3 separate regions of the Homo sapiens genome follow, and all the other regions are linked to region 1. Evidence: chromatin contacts called from ENCODE Hi-C or POLR2A ChIA-PET data. All regions are on one chromosome and are shown on one strand. The core of a region is the stretch at or near the end of the contact, and the rest is flanking DNA. Distances in the headings are between cores, read along the strand shown. Region 1 holds the start of ODAD1 (outer dynein arm docking complex subunit 1). Region 2 holds the start of INAFM1 (InaF motif containing 1). Region 3 holds the start of CCDC9 (coiled-coil domain containing 9).

The links. Hi-C counts contacts between places; a loop is a spot of excess contacts on that map. ChIA-PET counts read pairs that join two places held with the same protein, here RNA polymerase II (POLR2A). Pooled maps may share reads with other maps.
Region 2: a loop to region 1 is called in a map of CD8-positive, alpha-beta T cell, with 10 times the contacts of the local background. The contact joins the promoter of INAFM1 here to the promoter of ODAD1 in region 1. A Hi-C loop is called at or near these places in 1 of 168 maps with a recorded cell type or tissue (CD8-positive, alpha-beta T cell), 4 of 37 single-sample maps with no recorded cell type and 13 of 50 pooled maps. POLR2A ChIA-PET finds 5 or more read pairs at or near these places in 1 of 52 experiments (WTC11).
Region 3: a loop to region 1 is called in a map of naive thymus-derived CD4-positive, alpha-beta T cell, with 18 times the contacts of the local background. The contact joins the promoter of CCDC9 here to the promoter of ODAD1 in region 1. A Hi-C loop is called at or near these places in 3 of 168 maps with a recorded cell type or tissue (naive thymus-derived CD4-positive, alpha-beta T cell and posterior vena cava), 6 of 37 single-sample maps with no recorded cell type and 12 of 50 pooled maps. POLR2A ChIA-PET finds 5 or more read pairs at or near these places in 2 of 52 experiments (B cell and WTC11).

Annotation. Positions count from the first base shown.
Region 1 is chr19:48,320,580-48,323,448 of GRCh38, reverse strand. It overlaps ODAD1 (outer dynein arm docking complex subunit 1), which reads left to right and starts at 1,478. Exons shown (of 16, transcript NM_001364171.2): 1 at 1,478-1,771; 2 at 2,638-2,677. LOC124904735 (a long non-coding RNA gene) reads right to left here and starts at 1,981. Exons shown (of 2, transcript XR_007067284.1): 1 at 1,472-1,981; 2 at 1-659. RefSeq lists enhancers at 974-1,033, 1,044-1,103, 1,323-1,617, 1,624-1,863 and silencers at 1,214-1,503, 1,974-2,093.
Region 2 is chr19:47,273,238-47,276,241 of GRCh38, reverse strand. It overlaps INAFM1 (InaF motif containing 1), which reads right to left and starts at 1,357. Exons shown (of 1, transcript NM_178511.6): 1 at 519-1,357. The coding sequence starts at 1,322. The coding sequence ends at 894. It also overlaps a transcript of CCDC9 not described here. RefSeq lists silencers at 986-1,435, 1,796-2,055, 2,666-2,975.
Region 3 is chr19:47,254,790-47,257,791 of GRCh38, reverse strand. It overlaps CCDC9 (coiled-coil domain containing 9), which reads right to left and starts at 1,267. Exons shown (of 12, transcript NM_015603.3): 1 at 1,183-1,267. RefSeq lists silencers at 469-518, 559-798, 1,009-1,118 and an enhancer at 1,009-1,918.

The sequences.
Region 1 (2,869 bases), core at 229-2,728:
TGATCTCAGCTCACTGCAACCTCCACCTCCCGGTTCAAGCGATTCTCCTGCCTCAGCCTCCTGAGTAGCTGGGATTACAGGTGCCCGCCACCACGCCCAGCCAATTTTTGTATTTTTAGTAGAGACGGGGGTTTCTCCATGTTGGCCAGGCTGGCCTCGAACTCCTGACCTCCAGTGATCTGCCTGCCTTGGCCTCCCAAAATGATGGGATTACAGGCGTAAGACACTGTGCCTGGCCCCAAAGGTTTACTGTTAACTATTATTATTAATTTTGGGGATATTAAATTAGGGTCGGGGTGATGACTACTATGTACACGAGTCTCTTGGGAGGGGACCAGGTGCCCAGAACTCTGATAAATTGAGAGCAGGGGAATTCAAATCCTGGATCCAGGGAAGGGAACTGGATGATGGGATGTCTGGGTATCTGATGGGCCAGAGCTGGGTTTGGGATAGCTGTTGGTGATTCGGGCTCCCTGAGGGGGTGAGGGATGGACAGTTCAGTGCTTGGCTGGGTACCCCAAGACCTGGAAGCTGGAATACCAGTATAGCACAGACTCTAGAGCCACACTGGTTGGACTCAAAATCCAAGCTGTTTTACTCAATGGCTGTGTAATTTTTGGCAAGTTACTAATAACTTCTCTATGCCTCAGTCTCTTCATCTGAAAAATAGAGATAATAGTAAATACATTATAGGGCAGTTCTTAGGGTAGTGCTAGTCATATCAGGCATTGGGGCTCTGAGTGGAGTCAGTACTGGGGGACCCTGATTCAGGATCTCTAGGAGTTGGGGAAGGGGCAAATTCTTGGGTCCATTGGGTCTCAAGGCTAAAGTTGGGAATCCAAAATGAGGGTCCCTGGGGGAGAATAAGTAGTCTCAAACTTAAGTGCCTGAGAGACAGAAACTGGGGTCCGCACTCAGATCCCTAAGGAAGTTGCAAAGTCTGGGTCACTGAAGGAAAAATTAGGGGCTGGGGAGACATACGTTCCTCTTGGGGAGCAGGAAAAGAGGGCTCCACTTTCTTGAGAGGACTAGGGGGAGCCAGGGGCTAGGAAGATGGAAACTTGAGCCGGGGAGGTGAAAAACACGAGTCTAGGACTCAGAATCAAGTTCCCTGAGTGGGATCGGCGCCAGGCTTGGGTACCCTGGGGATATTAGGGGGGTCCCCGCACTATGGCTATGTAGAAGGGGAAGAATCAAAGGATCTGAGGGTGGCGGCGGGATCTCCCCATCCTGGGCCTCCGAGATTATGAGCTGAGCTGAGCGTACGCAGGCCGCTTCCTCCCACAGGAAACCGCAGGCTTCGGGCACACCCAGCCTGCAGGGAGAGGCGCCCACTGCCCGCCCGCCCGGGGAGGCCCACGTGGGCAGCAGCCGCCGCCGCGGAGGGGGCGTGCCTTACAGAGCGAGTGGGTGTAACCAGAGGGGGCGTGGCCAGAAACCGGGGGGCGGTATGGAGTGCCCGAGGTCTCACCCACTTCCGCCCTCCAGCGCGCGGACGTGGTAGGCGGCCAAGCGTTTTTGGCTGCTTCCCGGGAAGCCGTTGGTCGCGCTTGCGTAGTGAACCGCTGAGGCTGTGTTGAGCGCTCCTTCTCCGCGCAACTCCCGGCTTCGACACCGCCTTCCTTCCTATGAATCCTTAATTTAACGTGGTCACAGTCAGCTTAAGACCGGCACCTCTCGGGCTCCGTCTTGTAGGACCTCGGCCTGGCTTCGAGGGCTTCCATACAGGTCACCGCAGGCTCTTTCAACTCCCGCCGCTTCCAGGCCCGCGGTACTAGTGAGACCTCAGCCTCGACCTCCCCAGGACCATTTCGACCTCCCGCAGGCCTTCAAGGCCTGAGCGCCTCCCGATTAGCCCGCCCTTCACCGCCCTTCCACCGGGCCCCTCGTAAGGCCTTCCAAACGCGACCCTCGAAGCCCGCCCCTTACGGGGAAGCCCCTCCGCTCGCTGTCTGCGAAGCCCCGTCCTGTACTGGTGTCCGTGCCCCTCCCCTCGCCGGCCCCGAAGCCCCGCCCCTCGAAGTTCTTCCCACTCACTCTCCTCACAGGTCTCAGCCCCGCCCATCACAGCTCCCTACGGCACGCCCCTCTCAGGCCTCACAGCCGTGCACCTCTCAGGGCTCCGCAGCACCGCTCCACAGGCCCTCCCGGCTCCGCCCCTTTCAGGACCTCGCCGCCCATCAGTTTTGTTTGTTTGTTTGTTTGTTTTTTGAGACGGAGTCTCGCTCTGTCGCCCAGGCTGGAGTGCAGTGGCGGGATCTCGGCTCACTGCAACCTCCGCCTCCCGGGTTCAAGCGATTCTCCTGCCCCAGCCTCCTGAGTAGCTGGGATTACAGGCACGAGCCGCCATGTCCGGCTAATTTTTTGTACTTTTAGTAGAGACGGGGTTTCACCATGTTGGCCAGGTTGGTCTCGAACTCGTGACCTCAAGTGATGCGCCCGCCTCGGCCTCCCAAAATGCTGGGATTGCAGGCGTGAGCCACCGCGCCTGGCCTTGCCCATCAGTTCTCAGTCCGTGGGAACCCTGCAGGTCTACGCCTCGCATCCTTCTCCGCCCCTCCTCCCATAGTTTCTCCCGCGGCCTCAGTCCCTCCCTGGCCGCTGTCCTCAGTCCTCATTGGTCCCTTATCTCCCCAGTAACCAGACCACAACACTGAACTTGGAGCACCAAGAACAGGTCAGGCCCGTCGGCAGGTAGGGCCCAGGACTCCCCCGACCCTGCCCAACCCCCACTACAGCAGGCCGGGGTTTCCCCCTCTCCTGCGACCAAACAGCCTGGCCTCAGATATCCTGAGAGCCCAGGAGGCCTGTCCCCTGCCAAACCCGCGCCAGAATCGGAGCCTAGACGCAAGACCCAGAGTGTGAGAGG
Region 2 (3,004 bases), core at 108-2,607, 1.0 Mb after region 1:
GAGGCTGCACCAGTCTTCCAAGGCAGCACAGCGCTTTGGTCATTGGCTCTGAGATTTCCAGACAGGCTGAGAAGCAACACCACCGCCGCCGCCATCCACTCTCATCTCTCTGACCCCAGGAAGTGGGCCAGCATCGTTCCCTCTCGGCAGCCAACTGAGATCCCTGGGTGATTCAGCCTCTGTCCCTGACATGATAATTACACCAACAGCAATTCCCAGAACCCCAGCTATTGTCCTATATCACCCCACCCCTCCTCTTGTCTCCTGTGCTGTAACACGAGGGCAGACACTCTGCTTCTCCCCAGAGACATTTGTCCTTTGCTCCAAGCACACAAAAAACTGGGAAGCCCTTCCCACTGTCTGACCTTCAAAGGCCCTGCTGCTGCTAAGCTGCTTCTCCCTACTCCAAGAAAAGAAGAGCTCCTTAAGGAAGGGGAACAGCCCACCCGGGACAAAACAGACAAAGGCCACACCCCAGGAAGGTCTTTCCCACACAAACTTGGGAGGGGAGGCATCTCTGCAGACAACAGGACAGACACAGCACGAGGCAGCCGAGGCTGTCGTTTATTGCAGATGGACACGGATTCAGGGAGGTGAAGAGGCAGATGGGCTGTGGGCTCTGTGCTCAGCATCCCACAGCAGGAGGGGCAGGAGACAGAGCTCAGGATGGGATCTTCCTGATGGTGGAGGACCCGGCCTGACCACAGAGTAGCTGCAAGAGGCAAGGCCCCGAGCTGACACCCCCTGGGCCCCCATTCCGCGGGATGACGGCTCCAGAGACGCTGAGCGATGTCATTAGGAAGAAGGCCGGACCAATCCAGAGACGGTGCATCCTCGGCGTGGAGCACAGAGCTCTCGAGGGCTGGCGATCCGGGTTGGGGTGGAAGGGAGAGTTACCCGGGTCTTCGCCCCTCCGCGGCCTCTGGCGTCTCTCTGGGTGTCTGGCGGCTCGGACGGCGGTCAGGGTCGCTGTAGCGGCGGCGGCGGCTCAGCGGCAGCTGGAGCTGGGGTCGCGGCCCGCCGGGGACTCCCAGGAGGCAGGAGAGGGAGGCAGCGGCGGGCGCCGGGACAGGCGGCACGCCCGGGCGGGCAGCACACGGAGGGGACGGCGCGCTGGGCTGTGGGCCGGCGGGTGCCGCGGGAGACCGCGTGGGTACCCAGATGAGACCGTAGTACACGGCGAGCAGCACGGCAGCTAGCGAGACGCAGAGGAAGTAGGCGCATACCGGAGCCAAGCGCAGCCAGCGCCCCCGCGGGCCCTCGCTCAGCCCCGCGCCTCCGGGGCTCTCGGCGCCGCCGCCCACGCAGCTGGTCCCCCGCATCCCCGCAGCCCACTCGGCTCCGCGCCGCAGACCGCACAGGCCCCGCCCCCACCAGGCCCCGCCCCCACCCCGCAGACCGCCCCGCTCTCTAAACCGCCCGCCTCCGGCCCCGCCCCCGCCAGCATGGTCACGCCCCCACGCGAGCTGCCGCCTCCGCATCCTAGGCCCACCCCCTCCAGCCTCCGCCCCACCACCGACAGGCGGAGGTGCTACCCCGCCCCCCTCGCTCCAGCCCCGCCCCCGCGCTTAGCCCCACCACCCCAATCACCGCCTCCTCCCGCCACAACACGGTTCTCTTCCCAGACTCGGACTTCATCCAGCCCAGGCATCTAGCCCGCCTCGGAGCCCGCCCCCTCGTCCCGCTCAAGCCCTGCCTGGAGCCCTAACCCGCCCTGTGCCGCAGCCAGTCTCACTTCTCTACCTGTCGGACTGCTCTACTCCAGTGCTCGAGCCCTGCCCGCTACGGCCTCTGGCTCCCACACTCTAGTTCCGGAATCCCCGCTCTCCTCCCGCGCGGGTTCCCGCGCGACACCCCGACCACGCCCCCGCTGACGGCCCCGCCCCATGCCCATGGCCAGAGCCCCACCCGCGCGCGCTGACCCCGCCCCCCGCTCTAACTCCGCCTGTCAGGATTCCGGCCCCGCCCAGGCAGCCTAGCTCCGCCCCCGCGGGACCCGCCTCCTCCAGCACACTCTCAGCCCGCTTTCAGGTATCCTCAGCACCTCAGGCCCCGAGGTTCCAGCTCCGCCCCTCACCGCAATCGCGCCCCTTCTCCCAGCTCCTCCCCAACGGTCAGCTTTTCCCTCTCCCTAGAGCCAAGGGGTCCAGACTAGGCTCTGGGGTAGAAAGAACACAGCCTGGAAATCCAGATAAACCCCTCCTCACGCCCCCTCCCCATCAAGGCGGGGAAGCTTCAGTCCCCTCCCAGCAGCGTCTTCAGGAATTCGGGGAGGCCTGCGGGAGGGGGGAGGGAAGACGGATCAGAAGGGTGGAGGAAGACCCCTTCCTTCCGCCTCTTCCGCCACAGAAAAGCCCGCCAAGCACAGCGACCCAGCCTGCCCCCTCCAGAAACACAGTTCAAGGGTGAGCGGAAGCACTGCGTTTAATACGACAGGGCTGGCGCCCGAGTAATTCAAGCCCTTCGGAAGTGTCACCGGCTGCCAGGCCTCGGATGCAATCCTGGAGGCGGGAGATTCGGCCTGAAGACTGGCTCGAGCCGCCCAGGGCCTCCATGGGAGACTAACGCGGAAGCGTCCCAGCCGTCCCAGTGCCGTGACGTCCCCCGTTGGTGGGGCCTGCACCCGACTACTGCCCTGGCCCCGCCCGGCTCGCAGACCCTGGCTCCTCCCCCCTTAGATTTAACCCTCTCCTGGCTGGAGTGTGGCAGAAGCAGAGGACAGAGGAGCGAGGCGGTGGGAGGTTAGTGCAGAGCGCGGAGGCCGCGGTCCGGCGGGCGCGGTCAGCGAGCGGCCCCCGGCAGCGGAGGGGCCGCCACCACCTTGCAGAAACGCACCCTCTGGAAGTCGGTGATCTCCGCCGTCTCCTGGCCTTCGGGGCCTGCCTCTGAGGAGAGAAGGGGCTGAGTCAGCGGAGGGGAGCAGTCTTCCCACCTCCCCCCCGGCCCAGCACCCCTCCCCCGTCTAGCCACGTCTCTCATCCAGTTCGAGCCCTTGCCACAGCAG
Region 3 (3,002 bases), core at 18-2,517, 1.1 Mb after region 1:
GCTGCCCAAGCTCTCAGAGAACATTCCAAGCCCGCGCCTTCCTCAGGGACGTCCTAGTCCCGTCTCCAGCGCCCTACGGAAGGTCGACAGCCTCCCGCCTCCCCCGAAAGGATTCTGTACACAGGCCCAGAACTCACTGGCGAGGCTTCCTGGAACTGGCGTTTTGCCCCACTGAATACTCCACCCGCCCCAACAAGGACAAAACTACCCAGGCCCGCCCCAGATTTTCTGTGCAAAGCTCCAGCCTCAATCCGGCTGGGAATGCCAGGGCCACGTCCCCGACATCCTGGAAACCGCTCTGGCCCCGCCCACGGCTCGGGAAAAAACTTTCTGGCCCCGCCTTTCCCGCCAGACTTCTGGCCCCGCCCCCACCCATGGGCCATTAATGTGGCCCCGCTCCCGACTTTCCCAGCCACGCTCTTTCCCCGCCTCCTGGCTCGCAGGCAACAGCCTACACCCGCCCCTACCATCTCTTATTATTATTCCAGCCCCGCCCCCGGCCTGCCCAGTCAACCCTCTGGCCCCGCCTCCGATTGGCCTGGCCAACCTCCTGGACACGCCCCCTGACTCCCTCCCACACCTCGTTGCGTCAGCATCTGGCCCCGCCCATGGCTTCCCCAGGGTTCTGGCTCAACTCCCCGCTTCCCCGCCTCCCGGCCAACGCTCTGGCCGCGCCCGTGGCTCAGACGAAACTTTCTGGCTCCACCCCCAGCATTCCCCGCCAGCACCCTGGCCCCGCCCCCTGGCTCCCCCACTACATTGTGGCCCCGCCCCCGCCATTGCGTCAGCCTCTGGGTCCGCCCCCAACGTCCCGGCCAAGAATCTGGACCCACTTCCAGTAAGGCAAAACTTTCTGGCCCCGCCCACAGAGCTTCCGCCCGGCGTCCGAGCCCCGCCACACAGCTGAACAAGCAACACTATGGCCCCGCCCACAGTCCAGCCACAACTTTTAGGTCCCGCCCACAGCCGCCGGCCCAGGCTCTGGCCACGCCCCGCCCCGACCCTGCCCACCCACCCAACGGCCCGCCCCGCCAGCGCCCCTCCAGCTTCCCATGTGGGCGTCCTGTCCCCGCCCCCCGCAGAGAACTCCGACCCCGCCCGGGCCTGTTCGCACTCCCCGCCACGTGGGGCTTCAGGCCCCGCCTTCTCTGGGCGCGCTCCCGGCCCCCTCCCCCAGGTCACCTGTCCCGGAGACCCCGCGGCGTCCGCGACTCCGGCTCCGTCGGCCTCTGCGACCGCAGCTCCCGGGCCAGGCGCGTCACTTCCTGCCTGCACCACGTGAGGAAGGGAAATAAAGAGGGTCACTTCCGGTCCTGTGGGACCGTTTCCGGGAGCCTTAAAGGGGCCGCGCCTCCGCGATGGATGCGGGAGCGGGGCCGACTGGCCCCCCGGGTGTTCCGCAAGCTCATCCAACTTCCTTCTGCCTGAATTACCAACTTCCAGGAAAAGGAGACACCGTCCTCACTCCCTGGCCTCTACCTCTTTCTTCAAGCTGTTTCCGCCTCCAGCCCCTCATTCCTGGTTTCTATCAGTAGATGCCAAGCACTGGGCACTGACGCCTGGAAGCCTGGCGTGGTTCGAGCCCCCTCGTGCCAATGAAACCTTAGAGTTCGCTTTAGAAGCTTCAGATGTTCTACCGGCCGTGGGCGGTGGCTCACACTTGTAATCCCAGCACCTTGGGAGGCCGAGGCGGGCGGATCACCTGAGGTCAGAAGTTCGAGATCAGTCTGGCCAACATTGTGAAATCCCGTCTCTACAAAAAAAATTAGCCGGTTGTGGTGGCGCGCGCCTGTAATCCCAGCAACTCGGGAGGCTGAAGCAGGAGAATCGCTTGAACCGGGGAGGCAGAGGTTGCAGTGAGCCGAGATCATGCCACCGCACTGCAGCCTAGACGACAGAGCAGACCCCTTCTCGAAAATAAAATAAAATGCTGGGCGCAGTGGCTCACGCTTGTAATCCCAGCACTTTGGGAGGCCGAGGAGGGCGGATCACTTGAGGCCAGGAATTCGAGACCATCCTTGCCAACATGGTGAAACCCCGTCTCTACTAAAAATACAAAAAAAATCAGCCCGGCGTGGTGGCGGGCGCCTGTAGTCCGAGCTACTCCGGAGACTGAGCCAGGAGAATGGCGTGAACCCCGGGGGCGGAGCTTGCAGTGAGCCGAGATCGCTCCACTGCACTCTAGCCTGGGCGACACAGGGAGACTCCGTCTCAAAAAATATACATATACAAAAATTAGCCAGGCATGGTGGCGGGCGCCTGTAATCCCAGCTACTTGGGAGGCTGAGGCAGGAGCATCGCTTGAACCCGGGAGGCAGAGGTTGCAGTAAGCCGAGATTGCACCACTGCACTGCAGCCTGGGCGACAGAACGAGAGACTCCGTCTCAAAATAAAATAGGCCGGGCGCCGTGGCTCACGCCTGTAATCCCAGCACTTTGGGAGTCCGAGGCGGGTGGATCACCCGAGGTCAGGAGTTTGAGACCAGCCTGACCAACGTGGTGAAACCCTGTCTCTACTAAAAAATACAAAAATTAGCCAGGCATGGTGGCGGGCACCTGTAACACCTGTAATCCCAGCTACAGGCTGAAGCAGGAGAATCGCTTAAACCCGGGAGGCAGAGGTTGCAGTGAGCTGAGATCGTGCCATTGCACTCCAGCCTGGGCGACAGAGCAAGACTACGTCTCAAAAAAATAAATAACTGGCCAGGCGCAGTGGCTCATGCCTGTAATCCCAGCACTTTGGGAGGCCGAGGCAGGTGGATCACAAGGTCAGGAGTTCGAGACCAGCCTGGCTAACATGGTGAAACCCCGTCTTTACTAAAAATACAAAATTTAGCCAAGCATGGTGGCAGATGCCTGTAATCCCAGCTACTTGGGAGGCTGAGATAGAGAATTGCTTGAACCCGGGAGGCAGAGGTTGCAGTGAGGCAAGATCGTGCCACTGCACTCCAGCCTGGGCGACAAAGTGAGACTCCGTATCGAAAATAAATAAGTAAATGAAAT